2 separate regions of the Homo sapiens genome follow, and region 1 is linked to region 2. The links are chromatin loops, found by intact Hi-C in ENCODE. Cell type or tissue: HCT116. All regions are shown on one strand. Links, peaks and the distances in the headings refer to the core of each region. The heading gives the core; the rest is flanking DNA. Region 1 has its middle 17 kb from the start of KALRN. Region 2 overlaps KALRN (kalirin RhoGEF kinase).

Region 1 (15,240 bases), core at 4,649-9,648, 450 kb after region 2:
GCTGGTGGAAGATATTTGGGTCTCAAATCTTGATTCCCAGCCCTCAGTCCATACTGCACAGGAAATTTCTAACAGAAAGCTGTTTCCTTTGTCACACTATTTTCTGTTTAGAGTGAGGACAGGAAATAATCTGTCCTCTTCTTTTAACAATTCCAAGGGAATGCCAAAACATCCCCTGGTCTTGGCCTTGCTTGATATACAGTTGTGACAGCCCCAAAGTTCTTCCTGACCTCTACTCTTAATCTTTCCTGCTGCAGTGGAAGCCCATTCACTCTCATCCTGTCTTTGGGGGAAGCATGTGGTGACCAAAAACCTGCCTGAATGAGGAAATCTCCAGGAGGTAAAATCATGTCAATTTCCTACAGATCCTCAGGAAGTTGCCCTTACAGACGCCACACTCATGTTCCCTGTCAGCCTTCACCTATTCGGAAGAGATGGGAGAACTCAACAAACTAAAGAACACTCAAATACGCCTCAGTTTCCACTGGCATTTTAAAAGAAAGACCCCCTTAGTCATCTCAGAGATGCAGGTCCCAGGAAGCGAGAGGAATGATGCAGCTAATAAACTAAAACATATCTTAAGCTACCCACAAAGAGTTAGGTGTACTCAAGAAGTGGCCAGACACACAATCCAGTCATCCCAGGAAACTCTCTGTCACCAAGTGGCCCCAAGGAGGAGTGAGGTTTCCTTTCTGAAGTCATCCCACGAGACTAGGAGGATCTGCCAGGCATCCTGAAGGACGTGTCATGCAGCAAGTGACAAGAAAGGACCAAGATGTGAAAAAGAAAGTGAGAAACAGGGAAGTTATGATGAAAAAGGAATAAAGACAAGCGTGGAGGAAAGATGGTGATATGAAGACAAAAAGAAGAAACACAGACAAAGAGCATGCTCAAGGGAAAGAATCTCTTTCTGCTGTTCACTTAGAGCAGGGGACTTGTAAGTAAAGTTGTATGAGAACAAAGCTGTGCGCATTCATTTACTTAGTGTTTATGGCTACTTTTGTGTTACAAGGGCAGAGTCAAGTAGTTGCAACAAAGACCATTTGGCCTACAAAGTAAAAAATATTTACTATCTGGCACTTTAAAAAAATGTTTGCTGACCCCTGACTTAGAGTAATAACAACCTTATAACTTCCCCTAATACTGACAGGCTCTCTGTGGTTCTTCAACTACTCTTCAGAATGGTTGTTTTCTTCAGAAACTATTACCCTGAAAGAAACCAAAACTGGAGCCAAGCAATGGTAAAATTAATCAGAGAGCTGTAGCTTAGACAGTGACCAAAGTAAAATCACTCCAAGATACAAAAGAAATTGCCAAGCTAAAGAACAAGTCTGACTCTCAAAAAGACTGCTATAAAGACTTGGAACCAACCCGAATGCCCATCAAAGATAGACTGGATAAAGAAAACGTGGCACATATACACCATGGAATACTATGCAGCCATAAAAAAGATAAGTTCCTGTCCTTTGCTTGGACATGGATGAGGCTGGAAACTATCATTTTCAGTAAACTGACACAGGAACAGAAAACCAAACACCACATGTTCTCACTCATAAGTGGGAGTTGAACAATGAGAACACATGGACACAGGGAGGGGAACATCACACACCAGGGCCTGTCAGGGGTTGGGGGGGCGAGGGGAGGGATAGCATTAGATGACGGGTTGATGGGTGCAACAAGCCACCATGGCACGTGTATACCTATGTAACAAACCTGCACGTTCTGCACGTGTATCCCAGAACTTAAAGTATAATAAAAAAAAAAAACTACTATATTGACAATAAAATAAGGTCTCAATGTCTATCCAGAAAAAAAAAATACTGCTATAGATGGAAAATATATTTAGGGGAGGAGGGAGTATGTCTGTGTGTAAAATATGATTTTAGATTCATAAATACTAATCAGAAATATATAGAAAAATATATATGTATACTTCTGATTAGCATTATGTTTCTGTATATTTTTTCTCCTGATTATTAGTTAATAAAGCTAAAATCACAATTGTTTCATGCTGAAAGGTTGATATTATATAGTACCCAAGGAAAATAAAAGAGTCAATCAGTATAATATATAAATAATAATGCAAAATTGAAATATAGATAAGAGGTAAATTTGAGAGAAAGAAAAAGCTGTGTTTCTGTCATGTTCTGATACTGACATAAAGGTACAGGTTTGAAAGTGGCATTTTTAATACAACTATCCAAAGTTCTTTCCCCCCACCGGCCCCTGTAGAAACAGGGTCTCCCTATGTTGCCTAGGCTGATCTCAAACCCCTGGGCTCAAGCGATCCTCCTGCCTTAACCTCCCAAAGTGCTGGGATACAGGCATGAGCCACCACACCCAGCCTATCCAAGGTTCTTGATAACATGAGACTGAGGAGGGAAGCAGATGGGAGTAAAGGATGAACACTATCCCATGAAGCATGAAACAGGCTGATCTGGAGCTTTTGCAGAGAAATTAAAGAGACAGGTTAAAGCCACATATCTCCAGCATTTGGCACCTGTTTTCCCACTATTTTCTTCAGATGACTTCTACCCACACCTGTAAAGCTATCCCATCCTATCCCATCTTGTCCTGCCCCCTCCTCAACACACACACACACACACACACACACACACACACACACACACACACACACACCTGCTTCATTCCAGGCACAAGATTCTGCTCTTAATTCTCTCATTTATCCAGCAATCCTTGCCCTGTCCTCATCTCTAGGCTTCTGCTCAAAGGCACAGACCCTGCTAGGTACCTACCCTAAATCCATTCTGCCCCGCCTTGTTACTAACAGAACTATAATAATATTCAGGAGGGCAATATGTCCAGCTACGATGTTCACCTGCCCAGACTCCTTTGCAGCTAGGGGTGGCCATGTAACCTGTTTCTTATCATGAAATACAAATGAAGAAAACGTCTGCTAGGGATTTGGGGAAAATTTTTGCCCTTCTCATAACAGGCTCCACCTTCTCCCCACCCTTCCTTCCTTTCTTTCCTTCTTCACTTTCTTTCCTATCCCTTTTTCTTTCTCCTTTTTCCTGCCTTGTGCACAACATAAGGCTTGAGGTGGAGCAACCATCTTGGGAACACAGATCAACAAAGCCACAAGCTAAGGATGGTGGAGCAGAAAGAGAAAAGAAGCCTAGGGCATTGATGGCTCATTGAAGTTCTGCATTAGCCTTGGGCTTCTTGTATACGTCTCTGTTTAGTTAAGTCCCTTTAGTCAGGTTTATGTAGTGAGTGGCCTAATGCAACTAATTCCCATGCCCTTACTTTCCCTTCTACCTGGAAAGAAATTCTCCCCACCCAATAGCCAACTTTTGAAGTCCTGTACTTTCTTCAAAGCCCACCTTAAATCCTACCTCTTTCAGGTGGACATTCCACAATGCCTCAAAATCAACCTCCCTCTCTCTTGTAGTCATACAGGGCACAACTAAAATCATTAAAATAGTATACCAATATGCTTCATATCATAAATATTCATGTCTGTTTATTCATACATCCTATCCCTAGACTGAGAGCTACTAAGGGCAAGGATCCTTTTTCACTCATTTTGAATGCCCTGCAGCCCCCAGCACAGTGCCCAGAGCAGTCACTCAGTAAAGGATTGTTGAATTTCTTAGACTGCACAAATGTTCCTTCTTTCCCAAGTGTATGCTATGGATCATATTAAAACACCTGGCTTCTATGTAGGTGGGATGGGAAAGTAAATAATTAGGAAAATAAACTTTAGAAATCCTAGTCATGTTTGACCATGTTTTGACAGTTCGAAACTGTGTGGCCCTGCTGCTGACTAATTGCCCAGACATACACAGTAAGGTCAAAAGAAGGGACAGAAATGAGAATGTATAGAAGTCCAAAACTGGTCTATATATCATCAAACTAGTATGCTGGTTTCATCAAACTCAACTTCAAACCGGTATCTATTAGAGGCTGATTTGTATCAAAAGTAGTTAATATAACTTATTACATTGTAATTCCAGTTACACTTATACTACTTATTTAATGCATTTCTTTTGGTTGACAAAAATTTATTGGCCATCTATTATGTGCCAAGTCCAGGTGACCAGCCATCCGTGGTTATCTGTGACTGAGCAATTTCCTGAGACACAGGAATTTTCAGTGCTGAAGCTAGGAGAGCTCCAGGCAAACCAGGATGGTTGGACACCAAAGAAGCTCCGAGCTTGATGCTTGATATAAAGTAGTAAAAAATGTAGATGTTGTCCCTGCCCACGTGGAGCTCTACAATATAGTTGGTTCTTATTTGGTGTTCTTAGCAAGTTTGCATCCTGTAACTGTGTTTTCAAATCATACATGTTAGAGTTTATTTAACAGCAATCAAGGCCATCCAACTCTTCAGGTGCTAACACCATAAATCTCCATAGTACAGTTGGCTGTGTGTGTGGAGGGAAGAAGAAGAACTTTGGAACAGGAGGGTAAGCCGAAGTTCAGTTCATTAATGTGGTCATTGTTCTACCAGCTGTGAATTCCAACCAACTTTAATCACAGCTGGAGCCGGTTGTCTGTTGTTCTCAGATCAGCAGACATGCTCCATCTTCAGGTTCTCAGCCCTCTTTGTGATACTAATTTTGACCTGTTGGTGGGACTGCAGCTTCTTTGGAAAGGACCAGGAAATGTCAACTTTTCCTGGGGGAATGTGGAGGTAATCTGATGGTGGCATCTGCTGTTATGGCCACCACAGCTTGCTGGAGCTGACTTTTTCTTCATCATTTTCTTCCATATTCACTCTTCCTATAGCTGGGTTCTGGGCCCTCCCATTTTTGGCATCTGGATGACCTATTTCCCCTTTTAGAATGCCAGTCCTCCCAGATAGATAATACATACTTCTGAGCTTAATAATCTGAAGATCCTATCCTTCCATAGGAGCCACCTACTCAACAAAGACTGAAGGTCCTGGTTCCTCATGGAGTATTTCTCACTCTGTGGCAGAACTTTTCTCGCTAATCTCCAGCCTTCACCTCTGCTAGGCTTTCATAACAACTTCCATTGATTTTCTACTATTGGCTGGGCATTTTTGCATCCATTATTTTATTTAAACTGGACAACAACTCAAAGTAGATATTGTTATCCTCACTTCCAGATGAAGAAACTGCAGGGCAAAGAAGTTAGGGAACTTTCCCTGGGTCACACATTATAAATGGACAGAGTAGAAATTGAATCTCACTCTATCAGACTCTTTTCTGAGAGTTGACTTGATGACCTGGAAGGGAACAGATCTTGTATGCTTGAAAAGAGCTTGTATCTCTTGGACGCTTGAAAATAAGTGTGAGGAAGATTTCAAGGGAGAAGTAATTTTGTGTCTGTTGACTTCTAAATTTTGCTTAGTGAGGGGGTGGGTGTGCCAGGGAACACTGCAAATCAGGGAGAAAGGCCTGACAAAAACCCTAGTTTACTGCCTTGCGCTAGATCAAATGTTAGTTCATACCTATATGTGAGTTTGTTCTTTGAAGCAATAAGAAATTAACTTTAAAATGGTCTCAGGAGGTTTTTAAAGGACAGATTTTCAACAAATAAAACTAAAATGCTTAATTTCATTTCCATGGAATTTTTATGACAAAGATGCTTTCAGTGATCTGGAGCCACTCTTTAAAAAGATAGAGACCAAGGAAGTTGGAGAGTCTTATCTTTTATATTGAGGCAGCCTCAACATTGAGGCACAGCATTGAAGGTCTCAGAGCCTGACCTCATCACTACCTACCATTAGCACAGTGGTCAGGATAGTCAAGGGATCCCAGAATGAGCATTTACAAATGAGGAAAATGACGCCTATAGCAATATGTCAACAATGTCTGGCAAACAGCCTGGTTTATAATAGGTGCTCAATAATTTTATTGAATAAGGGAATAAAGAAAAAAATAAATGAAACAAGAGATTTTCCAGAAGGTCACACAAACAGGGACAAAAAATCCAATGTTCTAAACCCTCACACCATCTCTTAATCTAGTTATATCATCCTCTGGGTGAGCCTAGCCCACTTTAAAATGGATATTCAGATGTCGGAATGAATAGAGCAGTGTGCCTGACTTAAGTAATATCAAAATTTTAATTAGAGATGTGGAAAAGATGGAGTCGATGAAGCTCCCCTGTTATCCAGAGACCATGACCATTCCGGGTGGTTGGTTTCGTTTCTAATGCACATCTGCTCCACCTCACCAATTGCTTTGCACAATATGAGTTCACATTACAAAGTCAACAATTCTTTATCATCTGCGTGGTCAGTCACCCTTTTGTTGTCCCTCCCTTGTAATTGTTTAATCTGGCCTCCCCTGCCACATTTCTTGGCTGCCTACTCTCCCCGCTCCTGTCAGTCAGGTTGTACTCAGGGAAGGCAAATGCACAGAAAAAGTCCAGAGTCAATTAGAACTAATTAGGTGTTTCATCTGCTGCTTTGGATTATCCGTGCCCTCTATAGACACACAGCATAGGCTGGTTGAACAACCACTCCTGGATTGGGGAGCATTCTAAGATTCACACACAGCTTCCTATTGTCTATGCTAATGGAGGTAAAGGCTGGTGTGAATGTACAACAGAGACATTTAAAAACCAAGGTATAGTTCACACTCATTTTCATTGTACATTTTAGTGAGTGTTTACAACTTTATATAACTGTCCGACCATCACTACAATCAAGGCATAGCATACTTTCAACATCACAAAAAGTTTTCTTGTGCCATCTCAGCCAATCTGCCCCCACCTTAGTCCCAAGCAACCACCAGTCTGCTTTCTGTCACTGTAGATTAGATTTGTCTTTTGTAGGGTTTCACATAAATGGAACCATGGAGTACATATTCACAAGCTATTTTTACTTGACTTTGGAATGGTTTCTCCAATTTCCTTCCCAGTGATGTCTGGTTTAGGCTGATATTAAAATGTGTTCATGTTCCCTACATCCACACTGATTTGACAGGGTGGGCAGAGCTGGGACATGGAAGAAACGTGAGAGGCAAGACGTGGAGGCTGATGAGCATAATTATTGGCAATGAGAAGAATGTTGGCTCTCCCCAGTATTTGTAGAATATGACAAAGCGGTGTGCCCATGTTGTGCCCTGAACCTATTTTCAAGGTCATTCAATACAGAGTCTCCTAAATTTAACTACCTAGGAATTGTGTCTTGCTTTGAATGGACATTTGGAAACTCCAGACTCTAGCCAGCCCCTCTCAGCCACGGAGTCATTGCTCCCCCTGGTGTAAACACAGAGATTTTTTACCCTGTGTCAGGCATTCCCACCACCGCAGCCCTCCCTGGACCACAAGGAGCCAAGGGCAGGCAAGAAAGCTTCAGGCTCCCTCTGGCTGTTGTTAGGTTCCTGGGTCAAAGGCTGAGTTTGTGAACACAGAGAAACACTAAGAGATCAACCGCTTGAGAGAGGACAGGAACAGAGAGAAGGGAAACCCCAGAGACAGAACTAGCTAGACATGCAAGATAGAGAGGTGAGGGGGCAGAGGCACAGCCCAAAAAACAAAGCAAGAAGCGATAGAGGGATGGGTTTTTTCCTCCATTTATGAAACATCCTAAAAATTTACTCCTCTGCCCAAAATAGATTCAGATCCAGGATATGAGAATCCTTGAGAAGTGAATTTTAACATGGGAATGCCGATAAATCTTTTAAACAACTTATACACCTCCAGGTGCTACTGGACCTGCTTAATCTCTTTAAACCTCCAGTAACTCCAACCATGGTGTTTAAAGTCTCATAAATCTGCACTAGCTTAAAATAGGGAAATATAAATCACGTTCAGAAGCTTAGGGGTAAGGACAGGAGACGGGCATCCCAATGCCGTTTAAAACCACAGCACAGGCTTTTCATCAAATTTTTCCAAGAAAAGTTAAAATGAAAAACATTCAGGTTTCTGGGTTGTGGTTTCATAAGTTCTCAATTTGTTCTTTTTCCTTTTTTTCAGGGCGGTGGGCTGGGGTCCAAAGGAGCATTGACTAGCTAGTCAGTTGGAAAGAAAAAAATTGCAAACACCCATCTCACTTAGTCCTTTTACACAAAATAAAACCTAAAATAAAAAATAATGACAAACTACTACCAGAAGTCATTAGAAAACAGCAATGTTTCCGGTAAAGCACCAACAAAAATAATGTCTGGTTTTTGTTAAATTGTTAATTTGTGCCAAAAAATAAAAGTTATAGATACTATTCTACTAATAATAGCTACCTTTTCTTTTTCATTCCTACCACATGCCCAGCACCTACCACTGAGCTGAGGACACACACAACCACCTCCTCCTCATCCCCCTGCTGCAAAGGCTGTCAGACTTTTTCTGGCTCCACATTCGTAATATTTCTCATTACAAGCAGTGATTCTCAATAGCTGTTCGAGAAGGTATTGGAGAAGCCACACTCTCCTAGAAAATCCAGGGGGTACATGAGAGATCCACCAGGGGAAGGCTTTTCTGTGTGAAGAGATTTGGGTACATTATCTAATTTTATCCTCACAGTGGCCCTGTGAGAAATATTATTATTATCTCTGTTTTACAGATGAAGAAGCTAAGGTTCAGACTGTTTAAGTAATTTAACCCAAGTAGCGTGGCTGGTAAATGATGGAGCAAAAATTCCAACCCTGAGTCTGCTTTGGAAGGCCTGATCTTATCCAAGCTGCCATCTACCTTCTGTGGGGCAATGGAACCAGACCACAGAGCATTTGGAAGAATCTCACATATCACACTCTAAGAATTGATATGTTTTCTGCTTCCTCTTTTCTGGCCCAGTCCAGTGATCTTTCAAACCCCAAAGTCTTAGAAAAATCCACTGTGTTAACTGACTCTTTACTGAAACTTCAGTCCTGTAGAGAAAATAAGAGTCTCCAGCTTGTGTCGCTTGCTTCAAGTTCCAGTTGGCCTGCAGGGATGTACCACCAAGTGATCCTGGGAAAACACTGGAACTTTCGTTTCCTTACCTACTAAATAGGGATCTATAAGACCTATCTTTGGGGTTGTTGTGAGGGTTAACATGTGGGAAGACCATCTGGAGCCTGCAAAGCCCAGGCAATTGCTGGGTCATGTGATGAGTATGGTGCCTGAAGTACAATAAAGAGGAAAAGCCTCCCTAAGGTCTGTCTTCACAGAGCAGATATTATGTGGAGGAGAGCACATCCAGCATCCAGCACAGCTCACAAATCTTGGCACAAGCCCCACTGCCTTGGATGTGAGGAGGAAGAAGTAAGAAGAGGAGGAAGTATCTCTCTCCTTTAGCAGCTCTCCAGCAATGTGTGTTTAATGATGCTAACTTATACTGGAGAATCGTCTTAGTTTGGGGTCTTCCAGAAGCCGACCTTGAAACAAGGATTTTAGAACAAGTGGTTTATTTGGGAGATAATCCAGGGAAATACCAGCAAGTGAGTGAGGAAGTGAGTCAGGGAAAGGAAGACAGCCAATAAAAAGTGGATTATTAAGCCAACTACAGAGGACAACTATAGCTTAATCCTGCAGAGAAACTCTGAGAAACTGTCTAAGACACACACCTCAGAATTATTCCACCCAAGGGATAACATCGTTGGGATATTTATACATCATCTCCCACCATTCATTGGTTGACAGATGCTCCTGGGGGATAGGGCAGTTAATTTTCCAGTGTTTCTGAACTGTCATGTGTTTTAAGGCCCATGACCCTCGAGGGTTCCAGGTAAAGTTCTCAAGCACCAAGATGCAAATCCTGGCAGATGGAAGATGTCTGGAAGACACTGAAATGGCAAGGCAGCCTGAGGGATATGTATTCAGTGTTTCTCACACTAGCTCCATATTTCCAGATGGGAAAAACCAAATTGGAAGGAAGTTAAACGTACCACTACTCACTGAGCAACTGTCCCAGGTATTTTTGAGGTGCAGGGTTGTGTTGCACATGAGCTTGAGTTCACAGTCCCATGCTAAGAAGATAACTGAGCTGAGGACACACACAACCACCCCCTACTGCCGTGGCTATCATACTTTTTCCTGGCTCCACATCAGTAATATTTCTCACTACAAAGGACGATTCTCAACAGCTGTTTGAGAAAGTATTGGAGAAGCCATATTCCCTTAGAGACTCCATGGGATACATCAGAATCCAAGGGCAGGGACAAAGTCTGTTTTTAAAATATATACTTACAACTGCCTCACTCCCTCACCATGCCAAGTCACTTGACACTAGGTTATTGCAAGGAGTGGTAATAGGAATATAGGATAAACTAATTCCTGATCAGATGCAGTAAGTCAATATCCTCTGAAACAAACAACTATTCAGCTAAAGGCATTGCCTCTTTTCTAAACCTTTACAAAAAGATACAGTGAGGCATCAAAGGAAGTAGTTTTAACTGTGTGCCAAGGATGGTTTGATTATTTCAGGAAGTTGGCAAAATACCAGAGTTTAGGAGAAGCTTCAAGCAGAGTTGTAAGTGGCTCAGTTTCTGCTGGTTCAGCATGAGACTCTCATCCAACGTCCAGTTAAGTTGGAAGTCAGAGGTCTCCTGCTTTGCTTCAAGGATCTGTTCCCTTATCCCCAAATCTCATCTCTACCCTGGCCCTTCCCTGAGCTCATCTATATTATAAAATGTTTACAGAGTGGTTAAATTGGAGTGATAATGCCAATAATTTATGCCAAAGCAATCTCAGTTACTTTGCCTCCATAATACTCCAAATTACAGGACCTGAATTATGCCTATGATCTGAACCTCTGTTTTGTCAGGTTATAAAAAAATGAGTTAAAGAGAAGGAAAGATAGTAGATGATTCCACCAGGTAAGCTGCGCTTCTTTCAATTTTACATCATGTGATTCTTTGGCTGTTAATGAAAGTCATCGTTGGTGCTTATAATTTTCCCTCTGAATGCCTAAGCATTTTATTATGGCTCACAACACCTCCCCTTCTACTGGAGGTCTTGGTTGCTGGACACAGCCTTAGAGAGGTCAGCAACAGTACTGCTTTACCAGATACTGACTTCTCCAATTGGAGCTTCTCCTTTTTGCAGCTCCTCTAAAAACAATGGCCTTCACATCATTTATGGCAGTGCTAGAAATACTTACAGGGGTGGGAGGGTGGCCTTCTCATAATCACTCTCTAAGGGCTTCAATCCATCTACCCTTTACCTCTGGGAAAAGAAGAAACTCAAGTCATCTTCCCTTCTCCCCGTGCCCCTTACTCTGTACCTCAACTTGATGGAGAGATTTCTCACACTGAGTGGGCATCACTTAGTAAAAGGTGGTGTCCTTCCTCTGCATTGTTGAAGATGCTGTCTGATTCTCAGTTCTCTTCTCTCATGCTTGCTGTGGTACTTTTATCACTTTTGGGATCTGTCCCATGAAGAAAGTCTCCTAACTTGGGCTTTGCTTGGGGGGAAAGAGAGGCACATGTAAGCCTCTGGCCTAGGCCACTCAACAAAGAGAGGCACTTAGCTTTCAGACACAAGCTCAATTAAGAGCTCCTTTCCTTTGTCATTGCTCCCTGTACATGTATGGATCATCCTTAGGAACTTTATGGAGAAGACAGAGAAGACTATGTCCCCTGCTTGGGGACATGATTTGACCATTTCCTGAAGTCTCCTGGCCTCCTCCTTTCTTGGCCCCATGTTTTCTATAAACATTTTCAAGGAGACAGAAAACATTATAAGAATGAAACAATTAATACCTGTTTACCCCATTCCTAATTCACCAGTTGTTCATCTTTTGCCACATTTGCTTATCTGTATGTGTGGTGTGTGTGCAATGTTTTTGTTTTTCTGTCTTTAAGTGTTCCAAACCATTTGAAAGTCATAGATATCAGAGCACTTTATCTCCAAATACTTCAGAAGGCATCTCCTAGGAATAAGGACATTATCCTGTTTTTATATAATGTATAGATATAACCACAATACTATTATTACACCTAAGAAAAGTAATAATAATTTCAGAATATCAGATATCCTCGGTTGTTTCAAGAATGCCTTTTATAGCTGTTTTCATTGTGCTAAAATACACACAACATAAAATGTACCATTTTAAACATTTTTAAATGTACAGTTCAGTGGCATTAAGTACAGTCACATTGTTGCACAACCATCACCACCATCCACCTCCAGAATTTTTTATCTACCCCACTGAAACTGCATCCAGTAGAATACTAACTCCTCAGCCCCTGGCAACGACCATTCTACTTTCTGTCTCTATAAATTTGACAACTCTGGTACTTCATGTAAATAGAATCACAACGTATTTGTGCTTTTGTGACTGACTTATTTCACTTAGCACAATGTCTTCTAGGTTTATCCATGTTGTGGCATGTGTTAGAATTTCCTCCCTTTTTAAAGCTGAATGATATCCCACTATGTGTATATGCCACATTTTGTTTATCCATTCATACATTGATGAATCTGTGGTTGCTTCTACTTTTTGGCTATTGTAAATAATGCTGCTATGAACAGGGGGGTACAAATATCTGTCTGAGTCCTTGAGTCCACTTCTTTTGGATGTGTATGCAGAAGTGGGATTGCTGGATCATATAGTAATTCTGTGGTTAATTTTTTGAAGAATAGCCATCCCATTTTTCACAGCAGCCATACCTTTTTACACACCCACCAGCAATGCACGAGGGTTCCAATTTCTCCACATCCTTACCAATACTTGTTATTTTTTGTTGCCTTTATTTTATTTTATTTTATTTTATTTTATGGATGGGGCTTGCTATGTTACCTATGTTGGAGTGCAGTGGCTATTCACAGGCATGATCATAACACACTGCAGCCTCTAACTCCTGGTCTCAAGGGATTCTTCCACCCAGCCTGTTGAGTAGCTGTGATCATTGCGCCTGGCACTTTCTTTTTATGATAGCCAACATAATGTGTTTGATCTCATTGTGGTTTTAATTTGCATTTCCCTCATAATTAGTCTTTTCTTGTGCTTATTGGCAAGTTGTACATCTTCTTTGGAGAAATGTCTATTCAAGTCCTTTCCCCATTTTTTAATCTTTTTTTTTATTTTGTGGGTGTTGAGTTGTAAAGATTCTTTACATATTATGAATATCAATTTGCAAATATTTTCTCCCATTCAGTGGTTTGCCTTTTCTCTGTGTTGATTATGTCCTTTGATGCAAAGAAGTATTTAATCTTGATGTAGCACAATTTATCTATTTTTTCTTTTCTGTGCTTTTGGTGGCAACTAGAAAATTTTAAATTACATGTAGCTGACATTACATTGCTATTGGACAGTTCTGGCCCAGAAGCTTGATTAGATTTAGGTTGATCAGTTTTGGCAAGAATACTTCATAGTCTGGACACAGTGGCTCATGCCTATAATCCCAGAACTTTCAGGCAGATTGCTTAAGCCCAGGAGTTCAAGACCAGCCTGTGCAACATGGTGAAACCCCATCACTACAAAAAATATATAAAAATTAGCCAGGTGTGGTGGAACACATCTGTAGTCCCAGCTACTAGGGAGGCTGAGGTGGGAGGATCACTTGAGACTGGGAGGTCAAAGCTGCAGTGAGCTATGATTGCATCGCTGCACTCTAAATTGGGCGACAGAGCATGACCCTATCTCAAAGAAAAAAAAAATAATACTTCATAGTTGATGATGTGTACTTCATAGTATATCACAGCAAGAGGTATATAATATCTAGTTGTCCTACTGTTAGTGATGCTAAATTTGGTCATGTGGTTAACTGCCAGATATCTGGATTATAAAATATATTTTCTCTTTGCAATTTCTAAATAATTTGTGAGATGATACTTTGGCACCAGAATACCATTTCAGATATTATCAAACCTTGACACTGGTTAGCCCTCTTAGAGAAATGTACAGAGCAAAATTAAGGAAAAGAGTCAATGAGTCGGATCCTAAATGCATGACCCTCCAGGAAGGCAGTTCAGATAACTCCCTGCCTTTGTATCCTGGCTTTTTGGTGGCTGCAACAGCCAGAGAACATGTCTTGCCTACCCCTTCTGCCTGTCCTTTTTCTTAGTAGCTGCTATGTAATCTGTAGCACTCTCTTGGGCCAGTCATTTCCATTGTAACTATAACTACAGCTTACCCAAGCCTTATTTTCTGTCTTGCTACTAGCAATAACCCAGGCTTGTGCTGTAGCCTCTGCTTCCACATTTCTGAGAGATCCCAAACGGAGCCTCTCATGCAGTGAAGAACCTGTCTCTTTTTCATCTCTTTTTCTTTCTGTGACTACATTAATGTCTGTGCTAATTAATAATATTAATATCTGTGCTACATTAATATTTGTGCTCTTGGAGCAACCAGAGCTGCAAACTCCCACGGTGCCAAAGTGGCCCTAGACTTCCCAGAGTGTTTTCTGGCTAAAACCATGCTGAGTCTACATGAAGTGGGAAAAAGTGTCTTATTCCTCCCCCTTAGGACACTTTCCCTCCAGGTGCCAATGCAGCACCTTTGCGCTCTTCTGTCTCACAACATTGGTTATGAAATCATATCCTTCAGTTTCTGCTTGACTTGCTAGAATTTGGCTCATCATAAATATCCAGGACAGACACCTTGTTGCCTCCTGATCCCCCTGTTCTCCCCAGGCATTTCAGCAAGAACACCTTCCCTCTTCTTTTAGCCAAATCAGCTCCTGGCACTCCACCTACTTTTCTTCAGAGGGATATAAATCCAGTTTAGGCTCCCAAAAGGGTAGCTAGTCTAATTCTCTATTACAGTACCTAAGTAGGAGAGAACACTCTCCTACTGGAATTTTCTTCAGTATGTTTATGTGATTGCAACCCCAAAAGGCTGATGATGTAATCAAAGGACTCCAGTTAGGTCCTAAGGTTTGCTCCCATTACAAGCAAAAAGAGATACTAGTAACCCTTCCAGAATAGCTCCATGAACCCAAGGATCCAAGAGATCAAATGAGGAAGTTAAGAATAAGCACAAGTGATGTAAAAATCTAAAACTATTTCTAGAGGAAAACATAGAAGAAAAGCTTTGCAATTTTGAGGCAGGCAAAGATTTCTTATTATGCAAAAAGCATGGACAATGAATCAAAAAGTTGATAAATTGGACTTCATTAAAATGTTGTTCTTTGCAAGACACTACTTTAAAAGATGAAAAGTTAGCCAGGCACAGTGGCTCATGCTTGTAATGTCAGCACTTTGGGAGGCCGAGGCAGGAGGATTTCTTGATCCCAGGAGTTTGAGAGCAGCCTCGGCAGCATGGCAAGACCCTGTCTCTACAGAAAAACAACAACAACAACAACAAAAAACCCTGGAGTGGTGGTGCACACCTGCATTCCCAGCTACTTGGGAGGCTGAGGTGGAAGGCTAGGAGAA
Region 2 (15,240 bases), core at 3,645-8,644:
CCTCTGTCTTCCACCAGTAGCCAATTTGTACTAAAAACTATGTATTAAACAATGTTTTATAATACAGACACCATTAGGAAAGAAAACTTAATGGGTAAAAATTCACAATATATTCCAAAGCTGAATTGAATTACAACTGTTATCCACCAGTGTGGATATCTGTGCCATGGCTCCTTTCCACGTTAATAAATAATAAAGAAATAATTACACTGACTTCAAAATAATGTATTAAATCATTGGTTTGGGTTCATAGGATATAAATTCTAACAAGCCAGCATGCTTTATTAGGATGGTATTTGCTGTAAAAAACAAAATATTTTTCAAATAAAAAGTGATTATGAGGCTTTGGGGACACATAGTGACAGAAGTGGAAATGCTACGATCTTTACAAGGAACAATTTGACAGTACCGATTAAATCATGAATGCGCTTATCTTTTGACTCTGCAATTTGAATTCTGTAAATTTTCCTGTAGCTATTTCTACACATATAAAATGATGTATATACATGAGTATTAACTGTGACACTGTTTATACAAGCAAAAGATGGTCTGTAAAGAACAAAGCGTTTAAACTATGGTACATCCACAGAGCTATATACTATGCAGCTATGAAAAGAAGACACAGCTCTCTATGTTTTCATATGGAAGAACTCTGGGAGAAGCTAAGTGGAAAAAGGTACAGAAGAATATGTAGAACATGCAACTTTTTGTCTCAGTAGGAATTACGTATTCTTATTTCCAACCCAAAAAACTAAGAAAAGACATTACCACAGGGAAGCAGGTGAAGGAACAGAATAGAGGACAGTGGTGGGTGACACTTCTCAATGTTTACTTTTCTATCTAATTTTGATTTTAAAACTGTGACAATACATTACCTTCAAAAATTGAATTAAAGGATACACGATATAAAGTGGTTCTGCATTACTCTACTACTTACCTGTACCATAGAGGGAAAAATGTTATTTGACTAACTTTACCTAGCTTCTATTGTCCACGCATTTTGGCAGTATAATTAATTACAAGTGGTTATGGATTTCACATATGTGTTGTATGTGTTCCTCCTTCCGTGACATAGAATGACATTGTTTGGAGCTTAAAAATATGTATGTGCAATTAAAGATGTTTGGCAAGTCCTATTTGGAAAGCCAAAATGCTAACAATAATTGATGGGATAATAGATGACTTCTTTGTCCATCTGCAATTTAATTTTTTCTACGACAAATGAGCATTGCTTTAGCGATAAGCAAAAAGCCATTTAAAAAAAATCTGGGAGACTCCTAGCTGTACCCAGTTTGTCCTTACATAGGTGATTTTAGAGTATTCTGACCTGAATCAAAGAGTAATTATAATGATATTTGGGCTTCAGAAATGCAAATATGTAGTGCTCAAAGTCAATAAAGTGTCATATTTGTTGCTACCTTTTAAAGAACTACAAGTGACACATTTAAACTAATATGTACTTTATATGACCATTAAAGTGCAAATTTTAAAAAGTGCTATATAATGTTATAATTGAGGATCAAACTTAGTTTAAGACCCAAAGGGAAATATACTTTTCTGTTGAGAAAAGAATCAATCTGCCTCATCATCATATATATACACACACACAGGTACACACACACACACACACACACACACACACATATACACACACACATTTTAATTTAAAATTAAAAACAATTTTTTATAATAATAGAGACGAGGTCTTGCCATGTTGCCCAGGCTGGTCTCAAACTCCTGTGCTCAAGCAGTCCTCTTGCCTTGGCCTCTCAAAGTGCTGGGATTACAGGCATGAGCCACCGTGCCCAGCCTGGGCCCTTCTCCCTTAAGAGTAGCCAAAGAAATGGTAAAACAGCCTGGATCAGGACATTCCACACAGGATAAAAAATTGTTTTATTGTGTCAGAAGTGGCAAGGATACCCATGATGACTCAGGGAGAGCCATTCCTTGACTTATGACCCAAGGATAATTGGCCTGGTCACTTTAATTTGAAGTAAACAATGATAATTATGTCTAAAGAATTGATCATTGATAGAAAGACAGTGCTGGCAATTTTATTTAAAATCTGATCAATTTCAATAGAGCAACACCCTGACTTTTGTGATAGCAGCTACCAAAAACCTATGGGAAGATGCACAATTTGAAAATCCTCAGGAAGCAAAAATACTATAACCAGAATTAAATGCACAGCATATAATTTTCATGAGGAATGCCTTTCTGTAAAATGAAGGTTGTTTTTTTTTTTTTTTTTTGAGACGGAGTCTCACTCTGTCACTCAGGCTGGAGTGCAGTGGCGCAGTCTCTGTTCACTGCAAGCTCTGCCTCCCAGGTTCACGCCATTCTCCTGCCTCAGCCTCCCGAGTAGCTGGGACTGCAAGCGCCCGCCACCACGCCTGGCTAATTTTTTTGTCTTTTTCTTAGTAGAGACACGGTTTCACCATGTTAGCCAGGATGGTCTTGATCTCCTGACCTCGTGATCCGCCCACCTCGGCCTCCCAAAGTGCTGGAAAATGAAGGTTTTAACAGCAGTTACCACTAGCTCACCCATCTGCCTACCCCCAGGTCTGACTTTCTTCCCCTCCCACAACTGAGCACAAGTTAAAGAATCAGCATTCACACTTGGTCACAGTTGTGAAAGGGTCTTCCAAAGCTTCATCCTCCTCATCTTTAAATAACAACTTTGCTGAGGTGGGCAGATCACCTGAGGTCAGGAGTTCAAGCTTAGCCAACATGATGAAACCCCGTCTCTATTAAAAATACAAAAAATTAGCCAGGCGTGGTGGTGGGCGCCTGTAAGCCCAGCTACTCAGGAGGCTGAGGCAGGAGAATCGCTTGAACCTGGGAGGCGGAGGGTTGCAGTGAGCTGAGATCGCGCCATTGCACTCTAGCCTGGGCAACACGAGTGAAACTCCATCTCAAATAATAATAATAATAATAATAATAATAATAATAATAATAATAAAACTTTGTGGGGGTGCTTGTAAGGATTTAATAAATCCACAGGTAAAAAGAACCCAACCCAGTGCCTGGCACACAGTAGACACTAAATAAACAGTAGTTCTTCATGATCAGTGCTTCTCAATCTTAATAAACTCATATTCTCTTTGGTAAACATGTATCTGACCCTCTTCCCCACTCCTGGAGACTTATATTTAGGGGGAACTCCCTACCAAGCCCTTGCTGAAAAATCTGCAGCAGGTTACTTTCTCCTAAACCATATCCTGGGAAAATCTTGATTGGTTATTATGTAACATTTAGATTCCAAGGTCACCTTGTTTGGGAAATGTTGGGCTAAGGTGGTTTTTTTTGCTGAAGAACTTCCAAAATCCTATAATATGTTGAGTTACACTATAAACCTCTGAAGTAAATACAATATGCAGTGCTTCTCAAACTTCTTTGTGCTTGCAGCACTTTTGGGGCGAGTATCAGACTTTGTCTCAAGGAACACTCTTGGAAAACTCTAGTTAGCGGTCCCACACCTGGTTGTACATTGCCTTCTGGGGTTACTATCTGAGCAAATGCATTGTTTAGAAATGCTTCCTGGGTAATTCCCACACATCCAGTCCATAGATGAGCATTTAAAGGCAACTGTCCTAGATTCCAGGATGCTTCCAGATGGCAAATCCTACATCGGCTCTATAGGATTTAATTTAGGGGGAGAAAGCTAAGAACATTTTTTTTTTTAAAAAACCTATTCAGCTTGTGCCAGGCATACCAATTGATAAGTTTGAATAAGATATTCATTACCATCTCAATGTAAATGTTGAAAGTAAGTGGCAATATTAAACTCTGTTTTACTTCTTAATTGGAAGCTTATGAAGATGACAGATTATGTAAGTCTGATCCATATTATTCTACTTACTTCAAATAGACATGATGAATTCAAATTAAAGCAAAACAGCTCACAACTCTCTTCACAAATGATGAAACATTTCACCTTAGCTGTTCTATAGCAGCAATTTGGCCCTCACTACTCCAATAATTACATGTAATAAATTGTGAAGGAATGAGCAAAGCAAGTCATTTGTGTGAATGTCTGGGGTTCTTTCAGAAAGGAATAAAACTTTTAAAGAAATGTCAAGATCAAGGCAATGCCATTACTCTATTAAATTATTATAATTTAATATATTATGCAGTTACTTTATGAGGAAAATGCTTCCTTTTGGCTTTGTACACAATCCTGGGAAATGAAACTGCTGGCATTTATTAACAGAAAGCTTTCTGAGTTTTGTCATTAAATATGATAGAAACAGCACTATTTCAAAGGTACTGGACTGGTTCTGTTATTCTCTCTGAAGATGAATTTGGTCTAAAATCTCACTGCTTCTGGGGAAGTGTATCCTTCATTAAGGAGCGCACAATCTTGTCAGCAAACAGACTTTACATCAAGGGTGCAGTCTGCATCTAAATGGAAATAACTATTTGATGACCTTGTATGTCAATGTGCATTTGCTTGTTGGAACGCCAGAGGTGGTGATAGGGGAAGGGGCCTGTTGTGGCAACGGGAAAAAGAGGAACAACGTGGAGCATACATTTAAAAATTAAGTCGGAAATGGGGTGGGGAGAAAGGTGTGAGGTTCATGTATTTATAGGAAGTCCAGGACATTGCCTTCTTTTCAAAGCAAGGCTGGGTAACTGCCTTCATGCAAGTAGAGCTAGAGATTATTTCTAAAGAATCCATTAATGACCAGGCAGATTCAGAGCCTAGAACATAAGAGGCTCTAGACCATAGGGGCTAAGATAGCCGGTTAGCATACTGGAGCAGGTATTAAACTAATGGAGGGTCATGTACACTCAGGGAAAGGTGCTGGATTTTTCATGTAACAGTTCCAGCACAGTTGGATCACCCAGGCTGAGCCATGAGAAGCACCTGGCTTTGTCCCTTCATTTCACACTTGACACTTTAGCTCAGGTTAGGGATGAAGAGGAAAGGTCTGCAGGGCTGGACGCCCATTCAGCACATCACACTCTCAGCCTCCAACCACAAGCAGCAAAATTTACCTTGCTGCATGGTTACCTGTTGAATATGTTTTTGCCAATATCTTCTAACTTTGTCTAATTTGTGTGATCAGATGAATAAAGTTATTTGCATAGATATATACCAAGTTTAATGTTAAAATAAAATACAAAAGATTAATCTTATGCTTAATGTTACTCATCTCCAATAAGGTGGTGTTTAGCAACCAGGCATGGATGCTAAGAAGTTAGTGTGTAAAACAAAAATTAACATTACTTTGACACATCCAAACGAAGTGTTTAGACTTTGTCTTGTTTTGGGTATTCCCTAACGTCTATAATCAGCCCCAATGTTGATAGCTTACTGAAAACACAAACAACAGTAACAAGACCACAGCTACATTTGTATAGGGCTCCTCTGATGGGTTCTGCAAGTTACCTCTTCAAGTGTGCGTTTGGGGACCAAAGAAAAATCACAACAGGCCTTCCCCTTCCTCTTTCCTTAACATTTGACTATTAAGAAAATGACAGCTGGATTCTTTGGCTGTGTCACTAATTTTGGTTTGGGCAGATCATAAACCTTTGTAAGTTTCAGTTTCTATAGAGCAAGGGAGAACTAGATTATCTTTAACGATTTCTTTCGGGCTTTTATATTTGATAATTCTATGATTTTCCATACGTGAGAAACCACTAACACCAAAGGCATTTGGAGTGGGGGAAGAAGCTTAGAAAGCATAGAACATGCACATTTTAAGCAAGGGTGTGTGTGTTGGGAAGGGGTAGGAGGGGCAAAGAGGGAGGAAAAGGTAGCAGCAGCCTGACAGGGCGGCCTTTCCCCAGTGGCCTGAACTGCACATCCCTTCTCTCACCACCTGGTGGAGCTAGCGCTCTGCCGTGCAGCCATGGATCAACCCCCCCCTTGTGTTTCAAGGGGTTGTAAAATCAATTTATGGGTGGCAACCAGAATTTTAAAAAAGAGGAGGAGGAAGAAATAGAGCCTAACACAAAATACCACAGTGCATCACACATAATGCAGGTGTTTTTCAAAATTTAACTTCCCTGTTATATATAGCATATATGCATGCGTATATCAGGGCATAATGTACAGTCTTTTTCTTTGGTTCATGATAAAAATGGTTTGAAAAACACCACCTTGCTCATTCTCCCTCAACAGGATGGTAGCTCTGGGAAGGTCTAGGTCTTTATCCATCTCTTTCCCTCGATCTCCTTCTCCTCATCCCCTCCCCTTTCCCTAGGGCCTCTTTCCGCAGATGGATCTACCTACCTACCTACCTGCCTGACTACCTACCCTACCTACCTATCCACCCTCCCACCGTCATTGCCTCCCTCTGGCTCTCCTGCTTCTCTCCTTCTCTATCTCTTCCTTTCTCCTTATTATCTGTCCACTTCATGGTTTTCTCACTTATCCTCTATCCACCTAGCTCTCTCTCCTCCTTTCCTTTTGTCTCTCCCTACATTTCTGAATTGCACTATCTCTGCCCACCACCTCTCCTTTCTTTTCCTCGTCTTACAGACATGGATGTGAGAAGACCCAGCCTACCTGGGAGTGCGACAATGAGACCTCTCTCTGCTTCCCATGACCCAGGATGGAGCCCCACTCCCAAACCCCCTATTGCCTCTCTCAACCTCCCTGCTAGACTTCACCACTTTTCTCCCTTGCAGGGCCTTTGTTCAAACTTTATTCCATCATCAAGGAAGCCATCCCTGCCTGTAAAAATCCCACCCCTTATTTAAATTATATCTCAAATGCCCCCTTCTCCATGAGGCCTTTCCTACTCTCCAACTGAGGCTATTTTCTTTGTGCTCCACTTGTGCCCACCTCCACCCTTATTGCAGACAGATATGTCATTCTCAGAACCCAGAGGGCAGAGGCTGGGTTCAATCACAGGGTACCAGCTTCATCTCCAATCTAGCCACCTTTGGCCCAAGGGAGGAACTCTGGGAAGTTGACTGAAATGTGGCTGTGGTTCAGTCGCTCATTGGGGTGCCCTTCCCTAAATTCCCCAGCCTCGATTTTACCCCTGCTGCTCACCCCTCACTGCTCCTGGCTGACCCTGGCCTGGTCAGTGCTCCCAGTTCAACCTCACACATCTCTGGTCCTGCTCCTTCGGAGCAGGGAACACCAGGTTGGGAGGGCAGTGGCTGGTGGCCAAGGCCAAATCTAATAGCTTCCAGCCAAGCCTGGAGGGAGGGAGTGTGCAGAAGGGGCATCTAACCTTGGTGGTTGGTCCCTAATTTGAAAATCTAGACCTTGCTGAAAACTGATTTATTTCAGGTAATTGTTGTAGGGGTGTGGCACAAGAATGACATAGCTCTGGGAGAAATGGGTAGAAATATTCATCAAATTCTAAGATCCACATGGAAGCTGTTTCACTATGAATTAAACCAGCCAGATGTGGCAGCCACCATTGGTGGTCTAGGGAGTGAGAGAAGGGGAGAGAGTGCTGAAGTGGGAGACCAAGCCCTGGAATCTAAATCCTCACTTTTAAGGAAAGGGGAGGGGCGCACACTGGGCAAGTAACGACTCCTCTGGGATTGTCTCCTTGTCTGTACATGGAGAGGGTTGTACTTGATGGTTGAGAGGACCCTCTGAGCGCTGGGAGTAGAGATTTTATGAAAATGTTATTGCTCAGACTCACATATGACCCTATCTCCAAAAAACCAAAAAGGAAGAAGTTCAGATTTAACAGAAGGTGATGAGCATTTTAAACAAAAAGCTGTCCACAGCAAAGTTGCAAATCTAATAACAGCAAGCTGAAAACAAATTATTTTCTTGAATTACAAGTTGTATGCTAGGCAAAATGGGAAGACTGCATTAACAAAATCATTACTGTCTAGGGATCTACTAATGGAATATATTCTCCTGTCTGAGTGCTCCAGGAATGCTTATAAAATGCAATCAAAATAGGTCTAAGTCTTGTGTAGATAAGTAAATTTCATGATTATATAGTTATTTCTGTAGGAAAGAGAAGTAGTGCAAAATGGGGAGAGTGGAGGGCAAAACGAAGTATCATTCCACTTCAGTCTCCGGTTTGTGTTAAAGCCAATGTTTGCAGGTATTAAATTCTACATATTAAACTGTTCTTTAAAGAAGTTTTGGTGCTGGGGAATTTCCCCATTCAATACCTATAAAGACAAAGGTCCTTGAGACAGACAGATCACAGACACACACACACACACACACACACACACACACACACACACACAGAGCAAGAGAGAGAACTAATCCTGGTTGCAATTTTTCAAAGTGACACCATTTAGACAGATCAATACTATCTAGTTAAGATATGTATTCACCACATAACCCTTGGTCTAGGTGCTAATTTTCTAGTGACTTAGCTAATTAAGTTAGCAAGGTCGTGTCAATCTCAATCCCTTTCTCTCTCAATCTCTCAATCTCCCAATATTCCTTCCTCCTGCTCTCCCTCCCATAGGCTCTCTCTGGATTACAGGCAGATAACCTGAGCTATGCACTAGAAATGAGAGGAGCATGTTTCCGTTAGACAATGCTTAATTGCAACTTTGGAATAATACAAACAATTGGGGTTAAAAAGCATCCTTTGATTTTTTTTCATATTCAGAAGTGACAATTTCGGACAAGTATTTCTGAAGAATAAATAAGTATTAGGACAACTGCATGGTCCAGCCAGTAAGAAGCTTCCAAGAAACTCCTTCATGTAGAAATTAAGTTATTTTGCTCTTCCAGATGGTTCTTGTAGTGATGGGGAAAAAATCATACCTAATGGTTTTCTCTGTCTTGAGACTTTTACAAACAAAAGATTAAATTATGACTTGAATGGTATTAGCCATAAGTCTGCAAATAGTAATTTTATCTTCAGTTTGTTCATCCATGCATTCACCTACCAAACAAATATTTACTCAATGTTTACTTATGTGCCAGGTACCTGATTATGCAGTGAAAGATGTTCTCCCCTCTAAGCTGTCCCTTAGAGTTTACAATTCCTGCATTTTCTAAGTTGGCTAACTGCCATTCTATCTCTTATTTACTAGAGATTTTAGAGGTGTTATGTTTTCTTCATTAATCAAAATTTGTAGGACACAAGCAGAAAGCATACATTATGAGTACAGTAAAGACAGCCCACAGATCCTGTAGGAAATTAATATGAAGCTTGATTTTCTTAGATATTTCCTTAAATTGCAGATAATTAAACCATTAATTTATTTTTGGTCAATAGCTTTCTAAATGCAGTACAGTTATTTGCCTTTAGTGCGGAACATATTCATGACTCAGGGTTACTGCTAATATTAAGTATGCTATGCTGTAACACAGTGGCTGTATTGGGCCCTATGGTGGGATACAGAATGGTTTGCACCAATACTGAGTAGCCCTTGACCACTATGAGGTTTTTTTTTTTTTTTTTTTGGTTCTATTGCCTACTGTTTTTGCAGTTTGTCTTCTTTAGACAGCTGCTGGTATCCCACTACTCACTCAAGTTCTTGATTCTTGTTTGCTGTTTCTAAATAGCTGTGGGCTTACAAACTATATAATCAAGAGGTAAAGAGGTTGTTAGGGAGGATAGAAAGATGCTTCTATGAAAAGACAAGAACTTAATTTTTGTGGCATCTTCTCTGGTTGTTGAGAGGCTAGTTGTTATTTTCTTTTTCTTTCTTCATAATATTCTAACTCGATAATATGTGCTGGGTAGCTGTGTTCTTGATAGTTGGATTTATTCCTCGATTTACAGCATGCGAGATTCTCTATGGTTTAATTTGATTTTTTAAAAGGATTTCTTAGAACTATATATTGTAACTGGTAGGTAGATTTTCAGCTATTTAGAAAACTACAAAACTGTTTACCATGGTTTACCAGTGATATCATGACAGCAGAATAAGAGGCATGATTATGTTAGCTATTTTGTTACAAGTGATCAATTTGGAAATGTATATTCATTCCCCTTATAAACTGATTGGCAAATGTAGGGCTCCCAGAAAGTGCGTGCTGTGATCTCTAGGCTTCCGTAGTTAGTCAATTGGCTAAGAACATGGGGAAAGTGAGACTTGTTGAGTAAATCCCAGAGACCATAAGCCAGAAAAGTAAGGTAACACGACTTACCGTTTGCCAGTCCGATGTCTTCTCAGATATCCTGAGGGAGATGGGATGATACTGAGCTGGGCTCAGATGATGGAATTTGGGATCAATGGTCAAATAGTTTTATTGGGCTCTTATCAGTGATAAGCATGAGGACATGATATTTCTACATCTGGAAATTTCCAGACAAACCAAATGGATCGTGTTAAAATTTATGATTAAAAAAACAAAAGACTGGGAACTTATATCACATATTCCAGAAAGTCAAACAGTTATTTTTCCCCCAGAGCGTATTGCTTCAATAATCTCACAAGGTTTGCATGCCATGGGAGCTACATATATTATGTTCTCTTTAAACTGATGCCATCTGATGACATACCAGGAATTAATAACCAGGAGGTGAAGAGAGAGGAGTGACTTTCCACCCCTTATCTGGACCTATTACAGCCCAGGATCATTTTACACCCAATTCTTGCTTGCCTCTTGGTCATTCTTAGCACAGGGCTATTCTAGAGCTGAGATATCGAATATGGCAGCCACTTGCTACTTGTGGTCTATTTAAATCTGAATCTATTAAAATTAAATAAAATTGAAAATTCAGTTCCTCAGTAGCACTAGCCACATTTCAAGTGTTCATTAGCCACACATATCTAGTGCTACTGTATTGGACACTGCAGATATAGAACATTTCCATCATTGCAGAAGGTTCCATGGGACAGTGCTATTCTGGAGTCTTGCCTCAGGGTGGCTGCTACACCTGTACACATGGCCCTTCTATCTCCAGCAAACCTACACAACTCAGTAAATGCCTCTGCTAGCCTGGCACAGCACTGCTCTGCAGCAGGGTCCTGAGAGCTCTAAGACTTTATGCCCATGTTCTTCTTTGTGTCTTGAGATTCTATTTGTATTTTGGAAACACAGTTATTTCTATTGGTTGGTTATGTAACTTATCATGCCAATTTTTTTGCTGATCCTTTGTTAACCATGGAACATGCTGTTTTGTATGGTGTGGGAAAAATTCTTAAATCAAGTTGGAAACAATGACTTGTGAAGTTTTAGGGCTCTACAATTCTACTTATTCCAACAAAACAGAGTATCGGTTGATATCCTTCCCTCCAAACTGTCAAGAAATGTGAAATAAAATGAGGATGGAGGAAATATTTAGGTTGATAGAAAACTTCAATGGAATTCAAAACCTAAAGATCACAAGGTGGAATGGTTAGCCTCAGATGAATTCTAACGTCAGGATTTCCCACAAGATTTAATGAGGAGAAGCTACTTTTATTTCTTCAAAGCCTGCTATTCATTCTGGCTGAATAAATGAGGATGTTGAGGAGAGATGGGGAGGAGCACTGCTGAATACTTGACTTTACTCTCCACTAGGACTTTCGGACAATTATGGAGAAAGGGGAGTGAGTAAAAAAGAAGTCTGACAGCAACTGCCTTAGAAAACTGACCAGATAAGATTCACCAATCGCCTTTGATCCACTTCTTGGGAACCCTGTTGTCTGGTTTTTACGGCCTAAGTGTGCACCTCTGAGACCCTCCACAAACCTACTTGTTATGGAAATCGTAGATCTCTTGGATGTTGCCAAAGATGATATGCTCTTTATTGAGGATCCCAGGGGGGATCTCCTCCACACCACTGGTCATTTCCCACAGGTAGGTCTGTAAGACAGTAACAGTTTCATCACTGGCAAGTCTGGCAGGCCATATAAAATACAGACAAAATACACAGGTGCTCAAACTTGTGGGGCAAGACTCAAACTGTAAATGCGTGCAGAGTTTAAAAAGTGACGTGTTAAGTAAACATAAGAGAAAGAAATAAAACCTGAATATTTCATTATCCTGAACTTTAGCAAGAACACAAACTCCACAGTCTCTTGTCATTTATTAAATGTGTGTGGACTTTTATGGGGGTCAGGATGCAGATTTTCAGACCCAATTTAAGTTCACTGACTGTGTCATGGTTTTATTTTGAATTGAAGTGCCTTACACACTTCTTGTTCCTGGGTCTAGCTCCAGTCTGAGAAAAGTTTAAACTTTCTTTTCAAAAGTACTTTAAACTCTCATGTAATTATTGTTGACTTTAGGAGAAAGATTTCCTCTTGTTGACTTTTTAATTCATTACTCTCTGGGAGAAGACCAATAGCACCAAATTCCAATTGAGGACTTGATGCTGGCAAGGATGTCATTTTTCCAATATAGCTGTGAACGGATTACTGGAAGACTCACCTCTAAGCACTCATGCAAATCCCTTACATAAGCCTTCTCTGTCTGGAGTAGTTCAGCCATAATAAATCTAGAAGGAAACAAATGGGCTTTTACTTGGATATAGATATAATGTCTCTCCTCCTTCAAACTTCACTTCCCCACCCCAGCATGTATGACATTCTTAAATGTCTTATTTTTCTACTTCATCAACAGGTCTTTTCCTTTCTTCAAAATTCCTTCCCTTTCCTACAAGTATCTTCCTATGATACTTGTGATATTTCCTGACCATTGGCCCTGTAACCCTTTAGCAGGTTTGTGCTCAGCTAGGTCCATATTCTCTCTCCCTTTTCCACCCCAGTCCTACTATTAATACTTGTGATTCTGTGGTGATATTCATGTGAGTACAGGCATGTAGGACTGTTCATATTCTGTCTCACCAACTAAACTAGATAGCTTGAATCTCAGCTTTCCACATTTCTCCTACAGCTCCCAGAATGAAGATTTCTGTTCAGTAGAGTTTGTAGATATATACCAAAACAGTTCTTAGTATCATAATAAACCAGGTTTCAAAGCCAGGAAAAGAGGTCCAACACACCGAGATCAGGGGTTAGCAATTTTTCTATAAAGAGCCAGATAATAAATCTCTGTGGGCAATTCGGTCTCTGTCACAACCACTCAACTTTGCTGTTGTCATGTGAAAGGAGCCATAGACAATGTGTAAAAAAAAATAAGTGTGGCTGTTTTCCAATAAAAACATTTATGGACACTAAAATTTGAATTTTATCTAATTTTCACATTATAAAATATTCTTCTTTTGATAATTCTTCCAATTATTTAAAAATATAAAAGATAATTTTTAGTTTATAGACCATATGAAATAGTTGGTAGGTCAAATTTGGTCTATGTTTGCTGACCTCTGACCTAGATTATCCTCTCAGCTATTTCAGTACTATTTCCAATGGGACTTGTTTACAGCATAAACGGATGTGTAGAAAACTGAACGTGCAACCATAAGCACAGTATAAATTAGTAATAAGTGACTGCTTCTCAGTCCCCCATAAAGAGAAGTCTGTGTTATGCATCTTTAAAGAGAGGGTTCTCTTCCTCCTTGGGCCTCTAAATAATACAATGTGCTTAGACAATTGTTAAACTTACGATACATGGCCTCGTTGTGGTATATTCTATATTTTTCTGTTCTTTGAATTGAACTCTATTGGTAGAGTAAAAAGTGCATAAGCTTTGGAGTCAGACAGATAGGAACTGAATTACAACCAGAGGTAGGACTTGCCTCTCCAGGTCTCAGACTCCTTACTTATAAAATAGCTGATCACACAGAATTGCTGCAAGTATTAAACAAGATCACGTAAGCAACATGCCTAGTGCATGGTAGGTGCTCAGGAAACATTCCATGATTAAATGAGCTGTAGATTGCGATGAAATGAGGACAGAAGGGAGATCAGAAGGAACATAAACTGACGGCCTTTGAGAACTTGCCTTTGATTTTATTGCCTTAAGTTTTCTAGAATTGTTCTTTTGTTCTCATCCGCTTCCTGCAGTTTTACCTGTCTTTCCTCACAATTTACCTCTGCTATCCCCACCCCATTTTATTTTCCACCCATCCTTTAATCTCTTCTGGCTATTTGTTGTCACAGAAGGAACCAAGGAGGAAGATCTGGCCAGGTATAGTCCCCTCATCCCCCTCCCAGATATGGGCTGAATTATGACGCCTCTGAAATTCATATGCTGAAGTCTTAACCTCCAATACCTCAGATTTTGGTCTTATTTGGAAACAGTATCACTGCAGTACTGGAGTAGAGTGGCCCCTGGATCTAACAACTGATGTCCTTACAAAAGGAGGAATTTTTGATACAGGCATATATTCTGGGATTATGCCACGTGAGCACGGAAACAGCCATCTACAAGCTATCAAGGAGAGAGGCCTGGAACAGACCCTCCCCTCACTGCCCTCAGAAGGAATCAACCCTGCTGACACCTTGAGTTTAGGCTTCTAGTCCCGAGAGCTGGGAGACAATACATTTCTGCTCTTTAAACAACCCAATTTGTGGTACTTGGTTACAGCAGCCCCAACAAACAAATCCACTCCCCATATGAACAAGCTCTGATTCACACAGCAGCTTTAGTTTCTTCATCTCCAAGGAACCTGTGGTCCTACTTCATCTTGATAAAATAAACTATATAGAGCTTCTTAATCTTAGGACATACTATTTTTTTCTAGTAATTCACAAACAGAGTGTCAAAATATTCTTTATAAAGTCCTCCAGAAATCTCTAGATATGTGTTACTTTGTAACTCCAGCATAAAGGAAGCAGTGTCAAGAAATGGTTTATAAGATTGGTACGGTTCATTGTTTACCCTGTCCAATGCTCTGTAATTCTTGATTAGAGTGAAATGTTGGTAGACAACTCCCTACCAAACAACCAAAGAAGAAAAATGTGTTTTGCCTACCTGGAGTCAGGACTTTTCTGAAAGTGGAGCTGAGATACTTAGAGAGCAAAGCAGGAATCTAATGATAAGTTGGTTCCAGCTCACTAAATGAATTCTGGCCCCTATTCATTCTTATTCTGAGAAAACAGAGTTCAATTTATGAAAACCTCAGCTACTTCAGATTCTTGCAAAATGTTTGAATCTCAGCATCCTCTACTCTCTTCTTGCCTATTTTCCTCTGCCTCATCTCCTCATGGGCTATTGCTGACCTAGGAGTAAACTTAGGTGGCAGCTTTACATTCTAACATCTACAATTCACTCACTGGACCAATTTCCAAGCACCTCTTTCTTCCTTTTGAAATCTGAATACCTAGAGCAAGTCAGGGGAGGAGGGCCCATCTGATGCTGGAATGCCTCCTAAAGCATGCCTTATTTTCTTCTGGCCCAGTGGTATATCCCTCAACTTCAAGTAAAGAAATTGATGTTACAGTCCTTATTTGTTTTGTGATTTTAAATAACGTCCTGCCCTTCCCTCAAGGTTTCAATTTCTATAT

The links. A loop is a pair of places that touch in the nucleus more often than their neighbours do. Peaks named below come from ENCODE experiments on the same cell type or tissue, not always from the same donor. Only the 100,000 strongest peaks of a DNase experiment are listed, where the experiment ranks them.
Region 1: a loop joins it to region 2, with 5 times the contacts of the local background. A loop is called at or near these places in 67 of 110 quality-filtered maps.

The regions. Positions count from the first base shown.
Region 1 is chr3:124,008,685-124,023,924 of GRCh38, reverse strand. No RefSeq gene overlaps it. Among named protein-coding and RNA genes, the nearest start is that of KALRN, 17 kb to the left of the region's middle. In HCT116, for the core only: a CTCF peak has its summit at 7,237 (motif pointing left); a DNase peak (open chromatin) is centred at 7,261; H3K27me3 peaks cover 4,222 bases.
Region 2 is chr3:124,458,979-124,474,218 of GRCh38, reverse strand. KALRN (kalirin RhoGEF kinase) reads right to left here. Exons shown (of 60, transcript NM_001388419.1): 24 at 12,263-12,329; 25 at 11,586-11,695. Among named protein-coding and RNA genes, the nearest start is that of MIR6083, 92 kb to the right of the region's middle. In HCT116, for the core only: a CTCF peak has its summit at 5,839; a DNase peak (open chromatin) is centred at 5,838; H3K27me3 peaks cover 4,309 bases.